2 separate regions of the Homo sapiens genome follow, and region 2 is linked to region 1. A link is a contact called in ENCODE Hi-C or POLR2A ChIA-PET data. All regions are on one chromosome and are shown on one strand. Each heading gives the region's core, a stretch centred on a gene start or an enhancer-like site at or near the end of the contact. The rest is flanking DNA. Distances are from core to core; before and after follow the strand shown.

Evidence for each region. A loop is a pair of places that touch in the nucleus more often than their neighbours do. ChIA-PET counts read pairs that join two places held with the same protein, here RNA polymerase II (POLR2A). Pooled maps may share reads with other maps.
Region 2: a loop to region 1 is called in a map of naive thymus-derived CD4-positive, alpha-beta T cell, with 21 times the contacts of the local background. The contact joins two enhancer-like sites. A Hi-C loop is called at or near these places in 1 of 168 maps with a recorded cell type or tissue (naive thymus-derived CD4-positive, alpha-beta T cell), 1 of 37 single-sample maps with no recorded cell type and 2 of 50 pooled maps. POLR2A ChIA-PET finds 5 or more read pairs at or near these places in 1 of 52 experiments (T-cell).

What each region holds. Positions count from the first base shown.
Region 1 is chr4:108,034,981-108,037,742 of GRCh38, forward strand. HADH (hydroxyacyl-CoA dehydrogenase) reads left to right here. Exons shown (of 8, transcript NM_005327.7): 8 at 1-191. Among named protein-coding and RNA genes, the nearest start is that of HADH, 46 kb to the left of the region's middle. Within about 2 kb of position 1,436, at least 4 of the 41 ENCODE cell types and tissues checked have a DNase peak (open chromatin) inside an H3K27ac peak, as active enhancers do.
Region 2 is chr4:109,647,395-109,650,156 of GRCh38, forward strand. The region is part of intron 1 of MCUB (mitochondrial calcium uniporter dominant negative subunit beta); the gene reads left to right. Among named protein-coding and RNA genes, the nearest start is that of CASP6, 55 kb to the right of the region's middle. Within about 2 kb of position 1,402, at least 4 of the 41 ENCODE cell types and tissues checked have a DNase peak (open chromatin) inside an H3K27ac peak, as active enhancers do.

The sequences.
Region 1 (2,762 bases), core at 186-2,685:
ACAGATCTGAATGATTACTGTCTGTCTGTGTCTTTTTTCCATGAGAAATCACTGTTGCAAATTGCCTATAAATTGACTCTACTAAAATAACAATGTTTCAGTCTGAAAATTTGAATTGAAAAAAATGTATAATATAAAATTGTAATACACTCAAATGATTATAAAAGTAAAAGTTGGTAATTTAGGCAGAAGCTATTTCTCCTCTTCTTTGACCTGCTGTTAATTTTTAAAGTGGGAGTGACGGGGAGGGAATGGCAGGACAAGGCATTTGTGTAAAACCTGCCTGGGGCCGTCGCTGCCAGATTTCTTACCAGGAAAGCAGTAATAAGGGCACAGAGAACAATTTTTAAGGAACATCTGTTTCTTCTTTGCCAACAAAGTGAAGTAGTGTAACGTAAGCTTCTTTTAATCATTGGCTTAAGAAAGTGTCTTCCAAGATAGAATTTTGGAGTTGGAAAGACATCAGAAATCCTGAGGTCCAATAGCCTCATTAGCAGAAAGCTTAAGGGATGTGCCCAAAGTCACTAGATATTTTGTCACATAGCCTAGACTAGAACTAGGTTTTGATAAAATTAAGTACAAAATAGCCCATTTGAAAATCTCCGATCCAAAATTTCAGACAGGACTCTCCCTAAAATGGGCATCCTTGTTTGGTGTTCTGGGTCATAGGTCTAATAGTCAAGAGATTTTTTTTCTTCATTTTATGACTGATAAAAGGGAGCTTATTAATTTTAAAAATTTTGAATCTATAACATAGTGGGAAAATAAATACATCGGTGCATTTGTACCGCACATAGAACCTGGGTAGGACACTTTTAGGTTATTCTTATAAAATGCTGCCTAACGAACCAAAGGAAGCACCTGTGAGGCCACCCGCATTTCCATCGCTAAAGGTTACCCTTGTGGTCTGACAGCTCCCTGCTCTCTCAGGCTGGCTCTTGACCTTTGGCATGAGCCCTGGGCCTAAGTGGGGGCTTCACTTCCTTACTGTCTCACCAGAGTCCCCATAGGATGCAGGCCCTTGTCCTGGAAATGGCAGGGTTCTTTCTTGACCACTGAATTCCAGGAAAGATGTAACTCAGCAATGCAACTATCAGACTGCCGGGATGAGAAGGTAGGGGCTGCAGCAGTCTTTCTGGCTGGCATTTTAAAATACACTTTAAGCCTACCAAATAGTCAAAAGGCCTAGCCTCTCAATATCCTTTTATCGTTTTCAAAAAATATTTTCCATGCACCGTGTTTGGGACCAGGAAGGAATTTTGAACATCCTTCCTTTAGACATGGGAGGTGAGGGAGTAGCTTTTTCTTTCCCAACTCCATGTCTCTGCGTTCTCAGGTGAACGTAGCTGCTTGCCACGGAGAGCTCTTGGGGCGGGGGGAGGGAAGGTCATGTCAGTCAGGTTCTCTGCTTCCAAATATAGGCCCGCTGCTGCTGTTTGCTTCAGTCTGTGGTTAAGAACTGAGCCTCAGTGAGAGCCCCAGGTGCCTTGCATCATCCTCCACTGTGTTTTGGCAGCACTTGTTCAAGAGGGAGGGTGGGTCCTGGCAGTGCTGCTGGGCCTGGTGTCACTGCTCTTGGTTCTCCTCACCTCCCCAAACTTGCCTCCTAACCGTCATGAATCTTTTATGACACTTGAAAGTAAAGACCAAGTTTTAGGTCAAGAGGATACTTTTTTTTTTTTTTGAGATGGAGTCTTGCTCTGTCGCCCAGTCTGGAGTGCAGTGTTACAATCTTGGCTCACTGCAACCTCCACCTGCCAGGTTCAAGCAATTCTCCTGCCTCAGCCTCCCGAATAGGTGGGACTACAGGCGTGTGCCATCATGCCTGGCTAATTTTTTATAGTTTTAATAGAGACGGGGTTTCACCATTGCTGGCCAGTTTGGTCTTGAACTCCTGACCTCATGATTTGCCTGCCTCAGCCTCCCAAAGTGCTGGGATTACAGGCGTGAGCCACCGTACTTGGCCACTTTTTTTCCTCTCTCCTATGCTTCCCCTTAGTGATATTTTTATTTATTTATTTGTTTTTTGAGACGGAGTCTCGCTCTGTCGCCTAGGCTGAAGTGCAGTGGCGCAATCTCAGCTCACTGCAACCTCCGCCTCCTGAGTTCAAGCGATTCTCCTGCCTCAGCCTCCCGAGTAGCTGAGATTACAGGCATACATCACCACGCCCAGCTAATTTTTATATTTTTAGTAGAGACGGGGTTTCACCACGTTGGTCAGGCTGGTCTCAAACTCCTGACCTCGTGACCCACCCACCTCAGCCTCCTGAAGTGCTGGGATTACAGGCGTGGGCTACTGCACCCGGCCAGTGATATTTTTATTTACCTATAATACAAGTGAAAGTTTGAGATTAAGAAGAAAACCAGGCAACTTATGAGATGACTTGCTGAAAAAGATGGTGAGCCTCTGATAGCCATCACCTAGACTTCAATTCTGTTTAGTAAAATGGAGTTCTCTGAAGGATCGTTTTAACTCAAGATATCTTTGTAAAATGAAAATCATGGCCCTTTCATGTTCTTAAGATTCACTGTTAATAGTAGTTTTTCTGGGGAAAATGGTTAACTTTTTCTGACATCAATTGTAAAGCGTATTTCCACTTTGGGAACTTCAATGACACAGCGTGGGGGTAGGTGGAACCATGTCTTGGAACTCGGAAACTACTATGAACAAATCCGGTGTTAGAAAATACTCTCAGCTGGGTGCAGTGGCTCATGCCTGTAATCCCAGCACTTTGGGAGGCCGAGGGGGGCAGATCATGAGG
Region 2 (2,762 bases), core at 152-2,651, 1.6 Mb after region 1:
TCTGCCTTCTGCAAAATGTCATGTAGTCGGAATCACACAGTCTGATTCTTTTCAGATTGGCTTCTTTCACTTAGTAATATGCATTTAAGGTTCCTCCATGTCTTTTCATGGCTTGATAGCTCATTTCGTTTTAGTGCTGAATAATATTCCATTATTTAGACGTACCATTGTTTATTTATTCATTCATCTACTAAGAAGAACATATTGGCTGCTTCCAAGTTTCGGCAATTATAAACAAAGCCATTATAAACATCCATGTGCAGTTTATTTACCATATTTTAATTGCTAGAATACTGAAATGCAGGGACCACATGGAGATTAAGTAATCTAAGGTCACACCCATAATAACCGACCACAGTCTAGTATTAATAGTTAGGAGCCCCCACCCTTTTAAATGTGCCGCTGAACCACCACCTTATGGTAAAAGGGATGTAGAACTGCACCTGGCCCACATAATTGTGTGTCCGCACCTGTTGGGACAGTGTAAGGAAGAGGTGCTGGGCAGATGGAAATAGTAGCTGTTAAAACCAGCTTCACACTGTTGAAAACCATGTAAAACAAGGCTTCCAGGCATAAGTGATCTGAACTAGAGGAAAAAGTACTAGGTATTTCCATTACAAACAGATCTTAAGAAACTGCATTCACATAATGATGTTGAAAAAGTTTATTAATTATAAATAATGTATTTTTAAGGCAATATACCCAAATATTTCAATATTTTTTCTAACAGACGACAGTAGGACAGGAAGATTGTCTAACATCTTTTCTCTGGGTTGTAGTCCTTCGTTATCTGCTTTCAAAACCAATGTCCTGTCGAAATGGAAGGAAAGAGAGAGAGAAGGAGGAAAATGCATTTATACAGGAATATAATTTCAGTGGTCCTGTTGAGATCAGTTCCAAAGGGATGACTGACTTAAATGCCTGGTTCTCAGAAGGGATGTAAATACAGTCTAGCTGAGAGGGAGCTGGTGAGAAATTACAGTAGGTGGAAGTTATTGTTGGCTGCTAGCCAAATATTGTATGTATGTATTCTGTTTCTGTACTGTATTAGCCAAATGCCAAACGTATTCTGTTTCTGTTCTGTTTCAGTCATTTTGTGGATTAACTACTCGTCTTGGGCTGTCCAGACCAGAAGAAGAAAAAATTTATTTTCACAGTGATGATTCATGTAGTACCTGAGACTGAAATATTAAGATAACTTTCTAGTCTGTGCTACAAAATGCAGTTTTTGTTAGGGAGATACATAGATCTAGAGGCAAGTAAGAGTTCATCAAAAGAGAGCTCCTATATAGCAGTTTGATTTTTTTTTTTTTTTTTGGTACAGAGAAGCAAAAAAAAAAAAAAAAATCATTAAAGCTTGACGCTCAGTGTGAGATTCTACAAAAGATCATGATGCACCACAGGATGTAGAACTAATGAACCCAAAGACAAGCTTCAAAGCAAAACAACTATGTAACTGAGGAGTACAAAGCAGCCTAACCCCAAAAGCACCATTTTTCTTGCCTCACACAAGAATTTCTTGTTTCTGTGGAGTACAAAAGTACGCTATATTAAGTGACACGGAAAACAACATTTAAAATGATGGAGTTTTTATTTATTTTATGCATATATTTTACCAATTTGCTTGTTCAGAATTTCTCATGCATTCTTATTCCTTGTTCGTGTTACATTTTGTTCACTACAGCTGAGTAGTGCCTTCAATGAAAGCCTATGAGTAGTTAAACCCTCAGTCTGTGTTGTTATAAATCCAACAACTTCTGTCCTTTTAACTGTTGAGTTTAATCTGTTTACATTTATTGTGATATCAGACAAATGTGGATATCTATCTACCACCTTATTCTGTGCATTCTGTTCATCCTGATTTTCCTTTGCTCATTTTCTTTCTCCTTTCTTATCTTCTCATAATTTGGCTAAATGTTTTTTTATACTCCTTTATCTCTATTGGTTTGGAAGTACACACTTTTTTTCTCTCTTCATTTAGTTTTACATCCTGTGGTGTGTAAGTTTTCTTACATCCTGTTTTCTTATGTGTTTGATTTCCTTTTTCCTGCAAAATGCTTTCAGTAAACATGTTTTAGTCGCTCAGTCTCAGTTTTGTTCAAAATGGTAGGTTATCTGACTATAGAATTCAAGGTTGATTGTTATTTCCCCTCAGAACTTTGAAGATACTCCTTTGCCTCTGCCGTCTATTAATTCACCTTATGTAAATTTAATTGCTTTCCTTTGTAGGCAATCTCTTTTTTTTTCAGGCATTATAAGAATTTTTTGTTTCTGGGGTTCTGTAGTTTCATCACATTGTGTCAGGGACAGAGTTAATTTCATTTTTCCTGCCTGGGACTCATTTATTATGATTTTTTAAAATAGAAATATGGTTTCACCCTGTTGCCCAGGCTAGTCTTGAACCCCTGGGCTCAAATAATCTTCCTGCCTCAGCCTCCCAAAGTGTTCGGATTACACGCATGAGCCACTGCGTCCAGCTAGGACTCATTATACTTCTTAAATCTAAGGACTCATCCTGAGAATCCTTAGATTTGAGAAGTGGGGCCTGATTTGGGGAATCTGAACCCAGGTGTGGTATGGAGGAGCAGCCCGGCTAACTGGATTAAATGAAAAGCAACAGATTTGGTTCATACCATTTGTTTATTCAAAACTATCATATCCCCCTATCAAGGGGGGAATGGTAGGCTCCTCAAGATGGGTTTGAGGTGAGGTGTAAACTAAAAGGAAGACCTGAGTTTTGGTGAGTCATTCTTGAAATTCAG